Regions from separate parts of the Homo sapiens genome. Here regions 1 and 3 are each linked to region 2. A link is a loop called in an ENCODE intact Hi-C map of the cell type or tissue named here. Cell type or tissue: heart left ventricle. All regions are shown on one strand. Links, peaks and the distances in the headings refer to the core of each region. The heading gives the core; the rest is flanking DNA. Region 1 overlaps CIITA (class II major histocompatibility complex transactivator). Region 2 has its middle 9.8 kb from the start of TVP23A. Region 3 holds the start of EMP2 (epithelial membrane protein 2).

Region 1 (4,000 bases), core at 1-4,000, 90 kb after region 2:
CAGAAAATTATACTGGGGGGTGAAATAGGAGAGATAGATTAGGATTTATCAATAAAGCATTATTATCAAAACAGTAAAACTTTTTAAAAACTGTTCTGGGCTCTGGGAAGTTGGAGATGGATAAGATACAGGAGGATCAATGTGATTTTTTTTCTTTTTTTCAGACAAGGTCTCGCTCTGTCACCCAGGGTGGAGTGCAGTGGTGTAATCATGGCTCACTGCAGCCTCAATCTCCTAGGCTCAAGCAATCCTCCCATCTCAACCTTCTGAGTAGCTGGGACAGGTGCATGCCACCACGTCCCGCTAATTTTTGTATTTTTTTGTAGAGACGTGGTTTCACCACGTTGCCCAGGCTGGTCTTGAACTTCTGAGCTCAAGCCATCCTCCTGCCTCTGCCTCCCAAAGTACTGGGATTACAGGCATGAGTCACTGTGCCTGGTTCAATGGGATTTTTTTTTTTTTTTTTTGACACGGAGTCTCGCTCTGTAGCCCAGGCTGGAGTGCAGTGGTACGATCTATTTATTGCAAACTTCACCTCCTGGGTTCAAGCAATTCTCACACCTCAGCCTCCCAAGTAGCTGGAATTACAGGCATGCACCACTACACCCAACTAATTTTTGTATTTTTAGTAGAGACGGGGTTTCACCAGGTTGGCCAGGCTGGTCTTGAACTCCTGACCTCAAGTGATCCGCCCACCTCAGCCTCCCAAAGTGCTGGGATTACCGGCATGAGCCACCACGCCCAGTTCAACATGATTTTTTACTGAACCTAGAGGATATCAAAATCTTCCCACACTCCCCCTCACAACCAAGGTCTTAGGATGGCCAAATAATTTACCGGAATTTACTTAGCAATTTCCTTAATTGTAGGACTGTGGGACTTCTCCAGTAATTTCTAGTGTCCTAGGTAACACTGTAAGCTAGATTTCTTCTCCTTAGTCCTTCCGTCCCCCTCTTTCTTACCCGCCACCCCACTTAAGTATTTATTGAGCACCTACTATGTGCCTGGCAGTGCTCTAGGCACAGGGATACAGTAATGAGCAAAACAGACACAGCCCTGCTCCATGTGAAGCCCACAACCCGGCAGAAAGGATTACACAGCCATTAAACAAATAATGCCAACACTTATTTCATTATAGTGCTGAAAAGTGGCGCAGAGGGAAAAGAGGGGATGTTGTAAAGTCATGGGACAGGTGGGGGCAGGAGGGTGCACTCTCCCTCCCATCCACCTCCTCATCCCTGCCCTCCCACTTGGCCACAGGACCTAACAGTATCCTCCTATTTACCGAGAGGTAGCTTAAGTCTGTCGACAGCGCCATTCACAGCCTATGACCCAGAACTCTCCTTGAGGTCAAAGTGAGGCATGCAAGTTTGGTCCTGAGCCCTCCCCCTCACTGTGTCCCCGCAGTCTGTCCCAGAACAACATCACTGACCTGGGTGCCTACAAACTCGCCGAGGCCCTGCCTTCGCTCGCTGCATCCCTGCTCAGGCTAAGGTGAGTGGGGCCCCGGATACCGGTCAGGTGCTGAGCTGGGGGGCTGCAGAGCGCAGGGAACCCACATCGTGCTGGCTGCAGGGGACACTGAGACCCTAGAAGCAATCACCACAGCCCTGAACAAAAGGATTAGCGGGACGTGGTGAAAGAAACTCTGAGCAAGTCAGTTATTCATTCCTAGCCGCTGTTTTCTTACCTGGAAAATGGGAACCATCCTAATGGTCTATGTAAGCACTTGTCACAATGCCAGGTTCTGTTATGCAATAAATATTGCTCCTTTTCCCCCAGGGATGGCGGGACCAGGCTTTTTCCGGAACCTAGGGGTGGTGGCTTCTGGAAGGCTAACCACGTACGTCAGCTTTTGCCGGCCTTGTCACTTACATGCCGGTCAGTGTTTCACTGCCACCTTCTGGTAGGCCTTGGCATAGCACCTCTTGCTTTTGAGTGACTTCCATCCAGGCCCTGGTGTGGTCCCAGAGGTAATGAGCGGACTGAGCTTGGACCAGAGCCCCAGTCATCCAACTCAGCATTACCAGCTCTTCTTACTCGCCAGACTGAGAGAAACTGCTCTCCTCTTCGCCAGAGCTCTTCACTTACTGAGGACAACCAGAGTCAGATTCCCAGGAAAGATGGCATTTGGTCCCTTATTATTTATTTATTTTTAATTTTTTTAATTTCTGTTTTTGAGATGGAGTCTCGCTCTGTCACCCAGGCTGGAGTGAAGTGGTGTGATCTCAGCTCACTGCAACTTCTGCCCCCCCCCAGGTTCAAGCTATTCGCCTGCCTCAGTGCTCCGAGTAGCTGGGATTATAGGCGCCCACCACCACGTCCAGCTAGTTTTTATATTTTTAGTAGAGACAGGGTTTCGCCATGTTGGCCAGGCTGGTCTCAAACTCCTGATCTCAGGTGATCCACCTGCCTCGGCCTCCCAAAGTGAGTACTAGGATTACAGGCGTGAGCCACCATGCCCGGCCAACTTATTTATTTATTTATTTATTTATTTATTTGGAGATGGGGTCTCACCCAGGTTGTAGTGCAGGGGTGCAATGATGGCTCACTACAGCCTCGACTACCTGGACTGAAGCGAACCTCCCACCTCAGCCTTCCAAGTAGCTGGGTCCTATACCCTCCTGAGCCTTGTTAATTTCTTCCCAGCATGATCACTGTTTTACAATATTTTATTTATGTAGGTGCTTACTTCTTGCTATGCAAAGAAACTCAGAAGCAAAAATAGAATCTGTCTGGTTCATAATTGTGCTAAAAACTAGAGATACAAGTATGAACTAGACAGATGTCGTTCTTGCTTTTGAGTTTCTTTGCGTAGTAGGAATTAGGCACATACATAAATAAAATATTGTAAAACAGTGATTCATGCTGGGAAGGAAACTAACAAGCCCCAGGAGGGTACAGGACTTCTGGGGAGATGATTCTTCCGTGGGAAGCTCTAGGGGAAAAGGACTCTAGGAAGAAAGAACAGCAGGTGCAAAGGCCCTAAGTGGGAAAAGGGGCTGTGTTTTAAGGGTCAGAAGGGCCACTGTGGCTGTGTGTAGTGAATGAGGGACAGAGGCTGGGCAATGGTGGAAGTAGGGGAGGTCAGGGGAATCCAGATCACACAGGGAGGCCCTTGTGGGTCACAAGAGGTATTTGCAGTTTTTCAGTGTGAATGGAAAAGTAGGTGGGCCTGGGAAGGCGACACTTGATCTGATTTACACTTTTCTTTTTTCTTTTCTTTTCTTTTTGAGACCAAGTCTCACTTTATTGCCCAGGCTAAGGTGCAGTGGCATGATCTCAGCTCACTGCAAGCACTGCCTCCTGGGTTCAAGTGATTCTCATGCCTCAGCCTCCCAAGTAGCTGGGATTACAGATGCCCGCCACCACACCAGGCTATTTTTGTGTTTTCAGTAGAGACAGGGCTTCGCCATGTGGCCCAGACTGGTCTTGAAATCCTGGGCCCAAGCGATCCACCCACCTCAGCCTTCCAAAGTGCTGGGATTACGGGTGTGAGCCACCATGCCCAGCCTGATTTACCCTTTAAGAAACATCATATTTCATGGAATCTAAGATGCCATCCATTGTAAGACCCCAATATGAGGCCAAAATGCAAACTGTGACACGCTATTGGTTATAAGACACATCCTGATCTCAATGATATTCAAATGGTGACATATATGTCTTGGCATCGATGAAATATGGTCAGATTACTCTCCCTGTGGGGTGGAGGAAGGGTCTCCAGGGTTCAGAGATTGCAAAACCCCCATCTAGTTTCTGCACTGGTACCGGCCGACCCGTGATGTGAGTTGATTTAGCCTGAATCCACTTGGCAGCAGTGTAAACCTGCTGCATTTATTTATTTTTTTCTTTTTTTTTCGAGACAGAGTTTCGCTCTTGTTGCCAAGGCTGGAGTGCAGTCTCAGTTCACTGCAACTCCGCCTCCCGAGTTCAAGCAATTCTCCTGCCTCAGCCTCTCAAGTAGCTGGGAGTATAGGCATGTGCCATCACACCCGGC
Region 2 (7,548 bases), core at 2,131-6,130:
TGGGATAAGGGAGAGAGACAGAGTTTGAAAATACAGTTCAAGGCTATATTTTAAGACTAAGGAGGGAGGCCGAAGGGGAGGATCACAAGGTCAGGAGTTCGAGACCAGCCTGGCCAGTATGATGAAACCCCGTCTCTACTAAAAATACAAAAAATTAGCTGGGCATGGTGGTGCACACCTGTAATCCCAGCTATTTGGGAGGCTGAGTCAGGAGAATCACTTGAACCCAGGAGGTGGAGGTTGCAGTGAGCCGAGATCATGCCACTGCACTCCAGGCTGGGCAATAGAGCGAGACTCTGTCTCAAAAAAAAAAAGACTAAGGAGGGAAAAAAAGGTTTCTGCAGTTTGTTTTGACGTTACATCTTGAGACTAAGGAGAAAAGAGAAAAAGGGAAAAAAGTATAAAATGCGTTTTGAGGCCTGGCACAGTGGCTCATGCCTGTAATCCCAGCACTTTGGGAGGCCCAGGCCAGGTGGATTACTTGAGGTCAGGAGTTTGAGACCAGCATGGCCAACATGATGAAACCCCATCTCTGCTAAAAATACAAAAATTAGCTGGGCGTGGTGGTGGGTGCCTGTAATTCCGGTTACTTGGGAGGCTGAGGTAGGAGAATCACTTGAACCCGGGAGGCGGAGGTTGCAGTGAGCCGAGATTGTGCCACTGCACTCCAGCCTGGGGAACAGAGCAAAAAAAAAAAGCATTTTGAAGCCAAGCTACTCAGTTACGGTATGACTCCAGGCCAGGGGACATCCAGGCCCACGAGGTTGGGGGGCTCCCACCCTCCTGTTTGTATGGCTGCCCCTGTGACTGTCACACTGCTGCCTGTTTCACAGAGGCTCCTTTCAGGTGACCTAGTCCAGTCCTTCTTCAGGCTGGCAGCCAGTGCAGGTTACCCAGGAGGGCGGAGCAGAGGGCCAAGGGAAGAAGGAGGGTCCCCTCCCGTGGGCTGCCTTCAGGGCCCCATCCACCTTGTCAGGCGCAGGGAGTGGTACATGGAAATAGCCCTGGATTTCTACCCAGACAGACCTGGGTGCAAATCCTGACACCAGCTGTGCCCAGCACGCTGGTGTGGACATGGACGCAGCTCTTAGCAAGAGATATAAGCTGCTGATTGCTGACCCTCTTTAGGCCAACTTTCTAGTTACAGACAAATAAATACAGCCAAGTGAAAAAACAACAAACTAGAGCTTGTCAAAAGTGCACTAAATGCCCCCATGCAAAGCTGTGCTGTCTAATCCAGGAACCACAAGTCATTACTGAGCCCTTGAAATGGGGTAAGGCTGGATGGAGATGGGCTATCAGGGCAAAGTACACAGCAGAGATTGAAGACTTGTTAGGAATAAAAGGCCGGGCGTGGTGGCTCACGCCTGTAATCCCAGCACTTTAGGAGGCCGAGGCAGGTGGATCACCTGAGGTCAGGAGTTCGATACCAGCCTGACCAATATGATGAAACCCCATCTCTACTAAAAATACAAAAATTAGCCAGGTGTGGTGGCGGGCACGTGTAGTTCCACCTACTTGGGAAGCTGAGACAGGAGAATTGCTTGAACCCAGGAGGCAGAGGTTCCAGTGAGCCGAGATCGTGCCATTGTACTCCAGCATGGGCAACAGAGTGAGACTCTGTCTCAAAAAAAAAAAAAAGAAAAGAAAAAAGACTTGGTAGGAATAAAAGAATGTAAAATAATAATATTGAAATCATGTTTTAATTGTTTACATGCTGTAATGATAATCTTTTAGACATAGTGGATTAAAGAGAATGTATTATTATAATTAACAGCCTGGGCAACATAATGAGACTCTGTCTCTACACAAAAATAATAATTAAAAAAAAAAATTAGCCTGGCGTGGTGGTGCATGCCTGTAGTCCCAGCTATTCACGAGGCTGAGGTGGGAGGATCACTTGAGCTGGGGAGTTAGAGACAAGCCTGGACAACATAGCAAAACCCTGTTTCTATAAGAAATACAAAAATTAGCCCGGCATGGTGGTGTGCGCCTGTAGTCTCAGCTACTGAAGAGCTGAGGAGGGAGGATTATTTGAGCCCAGGAGGTCAAGGCTACAATGAGCCGTGATTGCACCACTGCACTTCAGTCTGGATGATAGCGAAAGCCTGTCAAAATTAAAATAAACGTCCAGGCACTGTGGCTCATGCCTGTAATCCCAGCACTTTGGGAGGCCGAGGTGGGCAGATCACTTGAGATCAGGAGTTCGAGACCAGCCTAGCCAACATGGTGAAACCCCGTCTCTACTAAAAAATACAAAAATTAGCCAGGTGTGGTGGTGCACACCTGTAATCCCAGCTACTCTGGAGGCTGAGGCAGGACAGTCGCTTGAACCCAGGAGGTGAAGGCGTCAGTGAGCCAAGATCACACCACTGCACTCCAGCCTGGGGGACAAAGCAAATAAATTTTACCTTTTTTTTTTTTTTGAGTTGGGGTCTCACTATGTTGCCCAGGCTGGTCTCAAAATCCTGGGCTCAAGTGATCCTCCCACCTCAGCCTCCTGTATAGTTGGGACCATAGGCACATGCCCACTCTGCCTAGCTTATTTTATTTTATTTATTTATTTATCTATTTTGAGACAGAGTCTTGCTCTGTCACCCAGGCTGGAGTGCAATGGCACCATCTCAGCTCACTGCAACATCCGCCTCCTGAGTTCAAGCAATTTCCTGCCTCAGCCTCCTGAGTAGCTGGGATTACAGGCGCCCGCCACCACGCCCAGCTAACTTTTGTATTTTTAATAGAGATGGGGTTTCGCCACATTAGCCAGGCTGGTCTGGAACTCCTGACCTCAAGTGATCCTCCTGTCTCGGGCTCCCAAAATGTTGGGATTACAGGCATAAGCCATCGCACCCGGCCTGCTAATTTTATTTTTTGTAGAGACAGGATGCCAGAAGCACAGAGAGGGGAAATTCCAGACCAGGGAACAAAAGGGACAGCCAAGTTTTGATGTGGCCCGCCTGGCCTCCCCAGCAACACACCCTGTCACCAGGGACGTGGAGAAGTCAGCAAACAGGCCAAAGAAGGCCTCTTGTCACTCAAGGGCCTGGACAAGAGACAGAAATGTCAGGTCAACAGGGCCTTCTCTGCGGCCAGCCGGGATGGGGGACAGTGGCTGTGACCCCAGTGGACAGGATGGGCCCTGGACCTCTGCCTCCTGTTGGAGCAGCCAGAGGTCGGCAGGCCCCTCCCATGGAGGCAGGGCTGGGGAGGTCATGACACTGGTCGCTCCCTTAGCAGCCGGGGGGTCTGAAGCTTGTCCCTACTAGAGAAAGTGACCTAGCCGGGCCCTGCTTGGTCAGGAACTGCGGATCTTTCCCACTTCTCCCTGCACCACTCATCATGCTCTGACCACAATGGCCAGACTCCAAGATTTTCAGAAACTTCCAAGCCTCTTCCTGGCTCAGGGCCTTCGCTCCTGCTGACTCCCTGGCCAGGAAAGCCCTTCTCCTCCTGATTTTCTCAGGGCTGAAAATATGAGGTCTCCCCGCAAGGGGCCTTCCCTGAAGCCCAGCTCATGTCCCACCCAGTTTCTCAGTCCCTCTTGAGGGTCTGGGATCTAGACTGTGGCCTGACATGTTTGTTCCCTTTCTAGCACTTTCTACGATCTCTAATTCTCTTGTTTTCTTATTGGTTTAGTAAGATTCCCCTCCCCATGCCTCCACTAGGGTACTGTCTCCATAAGGGCAGGCGTCTCTTAAGTTCATAGAGCATGGGGCCAGGTACACAGCTGGCATTCCACAAGCCAGCCAGAGAGTGGGTGAACAAAGGGATGAGCGACTCAGAACACACGCCTGGCAGCGAATCTCTGCAGAGTCCCCTGATGAGGACCTTACAATTCAGGGGACACAGAGACCTGGATTATTGCCTCCCGAGGGGTCTGGTCTCAATCTAGTTCTCTCTTTCACACACACACACACACACACACACACACACACACACACACACGCCACCTTTCAGCACAGGCCCACCTGTCCCCATCCCTCCCAAAACGCCCTGCCCTGCATGTCAACATGGAGGACGCATTTAAGCTATGAGGCGGGGAGCCCAGAGTAGCCGCTGCAGCATGCCTGGCCCTCCGCCGCAGGGAGGTTGGGTTGGGGCGGGCAGCGGGACTTAGATTACCCAGGACCCGATTTGGGAGCCCTGGGGGCCTCTTGCAGGAGGAGCCCAAGCAATGGCTGGCTGCCTGCCCTAGCAGGTCTGCGAGCCAGCAGGCAGGCTGCCACCACTTACGGGAAATGCTCCACTGAGGAGAAAGAGTGGTAGGTTGTTTAGCCCAGCCCTGGCCCCTGTCCAGACTGGGTCAGGAAGCTTTGCCCTGTGCCAGCGTCGCCCACGCAGGCTCAGTTCCTCCCCAGACGGCTTGTCCAGAGACCCACAAGGCAAGCCGGGGAGTCACTGCCCATCTCTCTCCTTCCTGTGTATCCAAAGCAACAACAACAAAAACCAAAACAGCAGTTTGTGGACTCAGACACTTTGCAGTCAGCGTGCTTTGAAGCTCAGCTCTGCCTCTTATCAGCCGGGAAATAAATAGCTTGGACAAGTTACTAAACCTCTCTGAACCTCAGTTTCCTTCAGTGTGAAATGAGAATCATGACCTGTTTTAAGGGCCGTGAAGGGGTGGCCTGCCCCTCCACACCTGTGGGTATTTCTAGTCGGATGGGACAAGAGACTGAGAAAAGAAATAAGACACAGAGACAAAGTATAGAGAAATAACAGTGGGCCCAGGGGACCCGCGCTCAGCATACCAAGGACCTGCACCGGGCACCGGCACCGGTCTCTGAGTTCCCTCAGTTTTTATCGATTATTATCTTCATTATTTCAGCAAAAAGGAATGCAGTAGGAGGGCAGGGTGATAATAAGGAGAAGATCAGCAATAAACATGTGAGCAATAGAATCTATGTCATAATGAAGTTCAAGGGAAGGTACTATGACTGGACGTGCACGTAAGCCAGATTTATGTTTCTCTCCACCCAAACATCTCAGTGGAGTAAAGAATAACAAGGCAGCATTGCTGCAAACATGTCTCGCCTCCCACCATAGGGCGGTATTTCTCTCATCTCAGAAATGAACAAATGTACAATCAGGTTTTATACCGAGACATTCGGTTCCCAGGGGCAGGCAGGAGACAGTGGCCTTCCTCTATCTCAGCTGCTAGAGGCTTTCCTCTCTTACTAGTCCACCTCAGCACAGACCCTTTACGGGTGTCGGGCTGGGGGACAGTCAGGTCTTTCTCATCCCACGAGACCGTATTTCAGACTATCACATGGGGAGAAACCTTGGACAATACCCAGCTTTCAAGGGCAGAGGTCCCTGTGGCTTTCCATAGTGCATTGTGCCCCTGGTTTATTGAGACTAGAGAATGGCAACAACTTTTACCAAGTATACTGCTTGTAAACGTTTTGTTAACAAGGCAGGTCCTGCACAGCCCTAGATCCCTTAAACCTTGATTTCATACAACACATGTTTTTGTGAGCTCCAGGTTGGGTCAAAGTGGCTGGGGCAAAGTGGCTGGGGCAAAGCTACAAATTAACAACATCTCAGCAAAGCAATTGTTTAAAGTACAGGTCTTTTTCAAAATGGAGTCTCTTATGTCTTTCCTTTCTACATAGACACAGTAACAGTCTGATCTCTCTTTCTTTTCCCTACAGGGCTGTTGGATAGAATGCAGGAGCTAATTTGTTTTTTTTCTTTTTTCTTTTAGATGGGGGTCTCACTGTCACCCAGGCTGGAGTGCAGTGCTGCAATCATAGGTCTCTACAGCCTCCAATTCCTGGGCTCAGGCAATCCTCCTGCCTTAGCCTCCCTAGTAGCTGGGACTACAGGTGCACACCCCACACCCAGCTAATTTTTTATTTCTCATAGAGACAAGGTCTTGCTATGCAGCCCAGGGTGGTCTGGAATAGACTCAAGTGATCCTCCTGCCTCAGCCTCCCAAAGTGCTAGGAGTACAGGCATGAGCCCCTGGGTCTGGCTAGGAGTTAATGTTTTATCACATACTCAGCACATTGCATGCACATAGTAAGTGTTTGCTAAATAAATTATGTCAAGCCACCTTTATTTTCACTCCAGGAGGTAAAGTGCATGGCATGATACCCATTTTACAGATCAGGTGATTGAGGCTCAGAGAGGTTTTGAAGCAGGTGCATACAGCAAACCAGTGGTAGACCCATGAGTAGATATCAGGTCTCCACCTGCTCCCTGCTCATAGCTTTTCCCATCACACAAAACTGGGGTGCACAGTCCCTGCCAAACCTTTAACCCAAGGTTGCAAAGTGCCTGCCCAAGGGTCAACTCTGGGCTCCAGACATGTTTGGGTTGGACCTGCATAGTTAAAAAAAAAAATAGGCAGCGTTCATGGAGTTAATGGCCAGTATTGGAAAATTGGGGCCAAGTGTAGTAGCTCACGCCAGTAATTCCAGCACTTTGGGAGGCCAAGGCAGGAGGATCTCTTGAAGCCAGTTCAAGACCAGCCTGGGCAACAAAGCGAGACCTCATATCTATTTATAAAAAATAAAAATACTAACCAGGCGGGGCATGGTGGCCTGTGCCTGCAGTCCCTGCTACTTGGGAGGCTGTGGTGGGATCGCTTGAGCCCTGGAGTTCAAGCCTGCAGTGAGCTGTGATCACATCACTGCTCTCCAGCCTGGGTGATAGAGTGAGACCCTGTCTCTTAAAAAGAAAGGAAAGAAAAGAAAAGAAAAATCAGATGTCACTTTTTTTTTGAAGTCTGTACTTCTGTTTTTTCTTAAGGAAGCTCAGGTGACATGGAGCCTGAATTCCCTGTGGTGGGAGCTGAGCGGTGCTATCCCCCCTTAGATGGGGTTGCAGAGTCGAGCTCACCACCCCCAGACACCAGTGTGCTCACTTCATTCTCTGCCACTGGCGAGTTTGCCATTGCTCCTGAAAACCTACTGTTGTAACCTGGGCATGGTGGCTCATGCCTGTAATCCCAGCACTTTGGGAGGCCAAGACACACAGATTATCTGAGGTCAGGAGTTTGAGACCAGCCTGGCCAACATGGTAAAACCCTGTCTCTACTAAAAATATAAAAATTAGCTGGTTGTGGTGGCACATGCCTGTAATCCCAGCTACTGAGGAGGCTGAGGCAGCAGAATCACTTGAACTTGGGAGGCAGAGGTTGCAGTGAGCTGAGATTGTGCCATTGCCCTCCAGCTTGGGCGACAAAGCGAGACTCTGTTTCAAAAACAAACAACAACGACAAAAAAAAAAAACCCGCTGTCAGGTGGGATTCCCCAGAAGCAGACCATACCCTGCATGAGGGTGCATGAGCACCTTAGGGATTAGGCAGGGCTCTGGGGAGGGTCGGAGAGATGGGCTGAGAGGCAGGGAGGCCACACAGGGGTGTGACAGCAGACAAAGGCCCTCAAAGGTGTATCAAAAAGTACCAAAAACTGAGTGGCTTAAAAATCAGAAATTCATTGTCTCCCAGTTCTGGAGCCTGGAAGTCTGAGATTAATGTGTCTACAGAGCCCTGCTCCCTCTGCAGGCGCTAGGGAAGGATCTGTCCCCAGCATCTCTCCTAGT
Region 3 (7,548 bases), core at 1,548-5,547, 250 kb before region 2:
ACAGTGTCTCTGCACGGGAAGGAGGGAGGGACTCATTTGGCCAGTTCTCCTCCAGCCTCCTTCCTCCCTATATCCCGCCCCAAGATGGGCCAGCATTCCCAGGGTTCAACAGCTTTGCCCGGGAGCGACCCAGTGCTCAGTGGGAAGTGACCTACTGCCTGAGCGGAGCTCTTGCTCACCATTGTCCCATCAGCACGGGAGCACGGAAATCCAGCCTCCTGGACAGATGACACGTGCTATAAGGGTCCCAGGCCCTGGGGACCTGGGCCTGGAATCCCACTGAACTCCCCTCAGCTGTGGCCTAGATCTAGTCCTGGGTCGGCTGCCAAATTGCTGTGTGACCTGGGCAAGTCACTCCACCTCTCTGAGTGTCCCTAGCTGTCAGTGTCATACTGGGACTTCTAAGGTCCTTATGCCCTGAAATTCTCCAATCTTAGCCCAGGGCTGTCCCGAATGCAGTGAGCTCTCACCCTTTCAGGCACCTGAAGGAGCATGAGTACCTCTGGAGCCGTGCAGGACAGGTGCCCTCATCACCACCACCAGCCTCTGCTCAGGTGTCAGGTTACCAGCCCGGCACTCTCTCGCTGGGTGGCAGCTCTGCCTCTGATATTTTTAGACTCCCCCCTGGCCTGTCCCTAACAAGAGCCAGATGCATCTGATTCCTGCCACAGTGCTGCTGAAATTGCATTCTTTGGCTAACTTCTGCAGGGAGCCAGGCTTCACCACTCCTGGGGTGAGAAGGGGAGACTGCTCTGCCTGTCACCACCACACCAATCCCCATTCCTTCCCTGCACATGCTGAGGCCATCGTCCAAGAGTCAGGCCTCCATCCCTTCTATGATGCCAACTGCCCTCTTCCTTCATTCCAGCTGCTGCTGCCAATCACCTGCCCTCCTGAGACACCCGGACACACACACACACCCCTCCTGCACAGGCATCCCGAGGCTGGCCTTTAACTCTCTCCTCTGGGAGAGATCTGCTCCCTTAATCCCAGTGCCTGGGCCCCACCCCACCTTTGGGTAAGTAACGTCACCGCCTCCCCTCTGGAACTCCCGTGGCTGGAGAGCCCTGCCCTGTCCCCACCTTAGCCCCTGTAGCCCGCGTCAGAGTCCCCACTTGGCCACAGAGCTGGGAAGCAGCCACATGTTGTCCCCCCCACCCCCCCACACACAATTATCTGACCCCCCCCTCCCGGCAAAAGGAGGGAGGCTGGACATCTGCTTCCCAAACAAACCTCGCCAAGCAGCCAGCAGTCCAGCGCCAGCCCATCTGGCCTGGAAGGACATTTATATATTTTCATCTCGACAGACTTCCCTTCCTGGTCCCGTCTGGCGGAGTTTACTATGACAAAGAAGTGGCCTTTGCTGTGCCCTCACTGACCTGGAAGGCTGTATAGCAGAGGCGAGGGCAGGAGAGTGTCACTCTATGCCTAGGGTGAAAAATGGGCTGGTTGATCCTCCCTGTTAATTACCTGTTGCGGGAAATTGGGGAGTCTGTGCACATATGCATGTGGTTTTAGCTCCTACTACGAAGATATTATGTGAGAGGCAGAGAAAAGATACTGAGGTGAAACATTCACTTCCGTTCCAGGAAGAAAGGATTTAAGTGCCATTACTGGGGTGAGGGTGGAGAAGCGGGGGCGGTTTGCTAAATGGATGTGCTCCATAGCCACAATAAAACGCCACCAAGCCCTTTTAGCCCCTCATTAGCTAGACCCTAATCTGGGGTGGTGCCAGCCAGAGCGGGTGCACCCCCTCCTCCAGCCCGAGGTGGGGCAGTGTCAGCCCCAAGCCTCACCCTCCTCACAGGGACGCTTCCGCCTGGCCCTGCCCTCACCCACTCAGCTGGTCGACTCCGTGGTTTCCAACACAAACACATTCTCTGGATTTCAGGCGCACCTCAATCTCTCCACTTGAGGGGCAGAGGAGGCTCCAGGCTATGTGGCCAGCCCTCTGCCTCCTACTCGACTCCCTGGCTCCCCATGGGATGGAGGTGGTGAGATCCAAAAACCCTCAGTGGGAAAACAGGTTCTGCACCTTCCTGCCACCTCCACGCCTCTCCCTGGGCTGTAGTCTTGGCATTTGCCAAGGCCCCCGTGGGCATCCACGCCCTGTTTTCCCCAGAAGGGTCTCCCCTCATTCCCTGCAAACCAGCAGGGCATCTCCAGGTGGAAAGAAGGGGAGGGCTTGGGAGGCAGATGGAGGTTCAAGGTCTAGTTCTTTGCATTTACCAGCTCAGTGGCCTTGAGCAAACCGACTTAGATCTCTAGCCTGTTTCCCCACTTGCAACAGGAGAGCGTGCTGGAAACAGCTCAGGGGTGAGGCTCCCAGGGAGAAACGGAGATGGAGGGCGAGCACCAGCCAACTGCAAACCTCCAGCAGCTCAGGTCGCCATCCTTCCCCTTGTGTGACTCCTGGGAAACCAGGACCCCGTCCCTTCCTCGTCCTCTTTAAGCTTTCTTAACTGAAGGCCGAATTCCAGGAAGAGGTGCCCAGCAATAATGTGTCGGTTCTTAGATTTCTCTCTGATTCAGACTGGAGTGCAGAGGTGGCTAAAGGCGGCTTTTAAAAAATTTTTATGATAAAATATGCATAACATCATAATCATCATTTTAACCGATGATAAGCATACAACTCAGTGGCATTAAATACCTTCACGATACTGTGTAACCATTGCCACTATGTATACCCAAAACTTTTTCATCCTCCCCAAGAAAAACTCTGTCCCATTAAACAGTAACTCCCGGTTCCCAGGTACCCCCAGGCCCTGGCAACCATCATTCTACTTTCTGTCTATAAAATTTGCCTATTCTAGGTGTCTCATAAAAGTGGAATCACACTGTATTTGAACTGGAGGCTTCTTAAGTCCCTCTCCAAGCCCCTTACTTAGACACAGCTGAATTATAAGATCAAGGTGCACACACACACACACACACACACACACACACCCTCAAAGCTTGGGAGGGGCAGTGCTCCCTTCCCCAAAACTGAAGCTGGCCTGGAGGGAGAGCTTTGCCCTGTGGTGTCTTCGGAGTCCCCATGTCCAGCCCCACATCTTCACCTAAAAGACCTCCCTGGAGCGTGCTCAGATCTCTGGATTTGGGGAGGGCGTAGAATACACACTACGAGCTGCAGCCTCTCCTACCTCTGGAACACATGGGTGCGGTCTCGCCTCTTTAAAGCCCCCCAAGCCCTTCTAGAGTTGGCAGGGAGAGAGGTGTCATCCCAGCAGCGCCTCCCGGCTCCTCCACCGTTCCTGACCCCCAAGAAGTCGCTCCTCGCCGCTCGGGGGCGCGACGGAGCAGCGGCGGGGGCCTAGAGGGGTACGCAGCCCAGGAGGACCCGCTGGCCCGGCCTGGCGCACCAGTCCTGCCCGCGAGGCGAGTCTGGGGACGCTGCCCGGGAATCCCTCACGCGACCTGGGGATCTCCCTGGACTCCAAGAGCCCCGGGTGTAAGTCCGGCGGGGCGAGGGGAGGCGCCCTGACTCCTCCCCAAACTTTTCCCGCCTGCTTCGGCTCAAAAGGCGTGGGAAGCTGTCCCGGGATGGCGAAGTGGAATTCTGGGGCCGGAGCGAGCGTGGCGCAGACCAGAGGTCGGCGGCATGGGTGGCACCTCGGCCCTCCCGTTACTGTCACCAATTCCGGGGGCTGCTCCCGGTCCAGTAAGTGGAGGGGTCGCGTCCCTGCTGCCCGGGCGTACACGATCCCGGGGCCCCCCCGATGTCGCCCCGCGCCCTGGGTGCGCCCACAACTCACCCGGCGCTGGCGGCTGCGCTGGCAGCTGGATCGACGGACTGGCTGGGGGTGCGAGGCGAGGCCGCCGGGCTGTTTTGAAGCTCTGGGCTGGGACTGCGCGCCCTCCCTCCACCCTCTAGGCGGCGGGGCCCCTCCTTCCCCGATCCCGCCTCCCGGGCCGTGACGCCAGGAGCCGGGAGAGCCGAGTGGGAGGGGCCGCCGGCGAAAGGAGGGGGCCCTGGAGGGAAAGGCCGAGGCCGGGAGCGCCCTGGCGCCCCCGCACCACCGTTCCCGCCCGCCTCCCTGCGGCTCTGTGGCCAGCTTTGGGGCGGAGCCGGTGGCACGGGCCCGGGGGAAAAGGGAGAAAGGGAGGCTCCCGGGAGCAAGGGTCTTCCCTTCTCTGCAGGTTTCCACATCCCTCTCATTCTCTTTCCTCTCCTCTTCTCCCCTTTTCTTCCTCTTCCCTAAGGAGTTTTGGAATCCGGGCTCCCTGCTCTAGAACCCCTTCTCTGGCCTTTTATGAACTTCCTGAGCTCGTCCATAATCTCCCCTGTCTCAGTTTCCTCTTCTGGGAATGGGAGTGATTATAGGTCGGAAGGTGGTAATACGTCCACAATGTTTGGCTCATGGTACCTGCTCCATAGACGTCAGCCATTGTTATTTTTATCATCTCACCTGGAGTCCTGGCCTTGGTGCGAGATGCCCAGCAACCAGTCTTCAGACTCTTCCAGGACCCCCCGTTCACTCCCCCCACCCGACCAGTACACACACACACACACACACACACACACACACACTCACACAAAGCACTCCCCACAGCCTTTCAACCCACAGTCCTGGTATTTAGTGTCCCTGGAAATGACATCAAAGGAACTGCCTTTCTTTCCAGCCTCAGTTTCCCCATCTGGAAACTGGGAGGGCTGATCTGCTCTAGGGGCTCTTGGGAGGATGGGGGAGGAGACCAGAGGCGCCTGAGCCCCATCGTGTGTGTGTGGAAGGAGGGAGTGGGAGTCAGTGTATTTTTACAAATTGAAGAAATTCCAAAACAGGGTCACAACATATAACAGTATATTTTAAACTTTTAATTTAACAAGTTCATGTTACTTGCACATACCCCAGAATACAAGGCAATTGACTTGTGCTACTGACAAGAGAATGAGAAACCCTTTTAAGAAATGTTAATTTATTGTGCAATCCTGTGCTCTGGTTGGACTCCATGTTTGTATTTTCTGTTGAGCATCTTTTTTTAGTCCTGCTGAGGAGCTCTGTCACGAGAGGGCCTTGTTGGCTCTAAATTAGAGATCCTTGGGGGATTTGAGATCCCCTCTAAAGGGCCACCCCCTCCCCCAGGCCTTGAGCTTCCCAAGTTGGCCTAGGGTCTGACCTGCCAAATCTCCTTTAATTCTACAGTTAACCAAGACTCCCATCCCCCAAGATAATTGTGTGTGTGTGTGTGTGTGTGTGTGTGTGTGTGTGTGTGTGTGTTTGGAGCTGGAGAGGGGACAGGAAGGCACTAATATGAACTGAGTCCTCTTCCTCCATAAAAGGGGAGGAGGGTGAGGTCTGGTTGCTATAGAGGAGGACCAGGAAGGGCCCACCTACCTGCCTATGGCCATGTGGAGGACAGAGAAAACTCCAGAGTCTCCCAGAATGGAAAGGCCAGGTAGGGGATGGAGCAGGCAGGTTTCTGCATTTGCTGAGGGCTTAGTGTGTGCCGGTTACTTTACAAACATAACCTTCAATAGAACACGGCAGCCCTGCAAAACAAGTTACCCTCATTTTATCCATGAAGAAACTAAGGCTCAGAGAAGCTACACCAGTAACTTACCCAAAGTCTCTATGCAGTTGATAAAGTTTGGATTTGAACCCAGACTCACTGCAGCAAACCCCATTCTCCTCTTTCCACCCTATCACTATTTACCAAATGCTAACCACACTCAAGCTCTAAATTTTGCCATATCCACCTTCCACCTGAACTGGTATTCACTTAATTGTTTTCTTTAAATTAACTCCGTTGATTTTAATATGTTTATTTGAAAAAGAAAGCCCTATATTGCTATGGTAAACAGGAAACCAGTGCCATCTGCCAAAAGTAGAAGACAAACTTATGAATATAAACACTATTGAAATAAAACAGTGTTAGTAAATTGTAGCCAGATACTGTTGCCTGAAAGAGTCCATGAGTCTGAGGTTTAGCGTCTATTAAAAGGGAGCCAGGTGCGGTGGTGCTTACCTGTAATCCCAGCTGCTCGGGAGGCTGAGGTTGGAGGATCGCTTGAGCCTGAGAGTTCCGAGGCAGCCTAGGCAACATAGCAAGACCCTGTCTCTTAAAAAAACAGTGGGGGTGATCAGTAAGATGTTAAAAGCATGCTAACACAGAGAAGTCTTTCTTCTGTTATCAGAACTATTGCAAGATCATTGGAAAAGACAGTCATGTTCTCACTCTGATTCAGAGCCAGGAGATGCCTCCTCCCTGTACTGTCTCCCAAGCCACCAGCTGGTGGGGTGTGTCCCAACTGGAAAGAACCCGTCCAGACCCCCAAGATCCCTCTCCAAGACGCAGAAAAAAAAACAGGACAATTGCTCCTCTGCCTTGTTTCTAAACCCTCTCCAGAGCCCAACCTGTCTGTCCCATTCACCTGCTACTTGCTATTCTTTGTTTTCTGTCTTTAAATATACTCCTGTCCCTCTAGGAAGATGGGAGACAGAAACCTGCGTCATACCTGCTTGTATTCCTGCTTCTGGTGTTTCGATAATGAACTTGGTGTGGGGGAAAGTAAGAGTGTGTTTGATGGAATTCTGGTCCCAGTCCTTCAGCCCCTTATACTAGTAGTATACATCCCGACCCTGGCCATAGCCTCGTGATGAGAGGAATATATTCCTCAATTTGATCTTGAGCTTGGCCATGTGACTTGCTTTGGCCAATGAGATATTAGCAAAGATGACACACACAAAGAACGGAAGGGTGCCTGGGTGGTAGGATTTGCCCTCTCTCTCTTTTGCCATTTCCATGAGCATAGTATACCTCTGGCAGCTTAGTGGTCCCAGAAAATGAAAGACATGTGAAATAGAGCTACCCTAGAGGACCTACAGAACTTCTGTCAGAGACACAGAGCTACTCCAGTCAAGCCACAGACATGTAAATGAGAAATGCATGCTAATTGTTGCATGCCACTGCAGCTCATGGTTGTTTGTTTCACAGCAGTAGCTGGTCTATATGGAGAGAGAGAAAGAACTGTAAGGAAGGCATTTGAAGGTATGGAAAGTCATCGAGGATGGGGGCTTGGTTCAGGGTGGGATAGAAGATAATTGATTATGCAGTGATCTCTCATGTGTCTTTCCTGGCTTGAACATTTTAGGGTTCTGCAGTCTCTTGTACCTGGATCCTGTTCACTCTTTCTTGTTCTTAGAAGGAATGACTAGGGGTGCCCATGCCTGGGTGCAAATCTGATCCCCAACCTTAAGAAAGCCGAACAGAACTCAACGTTGTAGCAGCATAGGTCATGGAGAAGACAACGTGGACTCTTGTTAAGAAGGATGGAGATTTTTTCAAATAGCCACAAACTCCTGATGGGAATAGATTGAATATGAATGTGATTCAACCATCATAACCCACTTTTAGTTGGTGGGTTAGCTGAATCTTAACAGATGCCAGGGGTTTTACTAACTTCCATTCAGTGGCTGCTTCCGCTGAAAACAAACTGTTCATAGGCTGCTAAGATGACCCCCATGCGCCTGCCTCCTGGTATTCATGCCTTTGTGTAATTCTCTCCCCTTGAGAGTGGGCTGCACCTAATGACTTGCTTCTTTTTTT

Evidence for each region. Hi-C counts contacts between places; a loop is a spot of excess contacts. Peaks named below come from ENCODE experiments on the same cell type or tissue, not always from the same donor. Only the 100,000 strongest peaks of a DNase experiment are listed, where the experiment ranks them.
Region 1: it touches region 2 in a loop (2.5-fold over the local background); 42 of 110 quality-filtered maps call a loop at or near these places.
Region 3: a loop joins it to region 2, with 8 times the contacts of the local background. A loop is called at or near these places in 8 of 110 quality-filtered maps.

The regions. Positions count from the first base shown.
Region 1 is chr16:10,917,033-10,921,032 of GRCh38, forward strand. It overlaps CIITA (class II major histocompatibility complex transactivator), which reads left to right. Exons shown (of 20, transcript NM_000246.4): 16 at 1,408-1,494. Among named protein-coding and RNA genes, the nearest start is that of DEXI, 23 kb to the right of the region's middle. In heart left ventricle, for the core only: CTCF peaks have their summits at 1,907 (motif pointing left) and 2,106; a DNase peak (open chromatin) is centred at 1,889; H3K4me3 peaks cover 541 bases; H3K27ac peaks cover 752 bases.
Region 2 is chr16:10,824,836-10,832,383 of GRCh38, forward strand. No RefSeq gene overlaps it. Among named protein-coding and RNA genes, the nearest start is that of TVP23A, 9.8 kb to the left of the region's middle. RefSeq lists a silencer at 4,111-4,180. In heart left ventricle, for the core only: no CTCF peak of the experiment used is centred there; DNase peaks (open chromatin) are centred at 3,126 and 4,186; H3K4me3 peaks cover 1,149 bases; H3K27ac peaks cover 3,312 bases.
Region 3 is chr16:10,576,794-10,584,341 of GRCh38, forward strand. It overlaps EMP2 (epithelial membrane protein 2), which reads right to left and starts at 3,805. Exons shown (of 5, transcript NM_001424.6): 1 at 3,756-3,805. RefSeq lists enhancers at 1,831-2,408, 7,344-7,548 and silencers at 2,079-2,373, 3,726-3,965. In heart left ventricle, for the core only: CTCF peaks have their summits at 3,282 (motif pointing right), 3,485 and 3,883; DNase peaks (open chromatin) are centred at 1,798, 3,338 and 3,918; H3K4me3 peaks cover 2,901 bases; H3K27ac peaks cover 2,821 bases.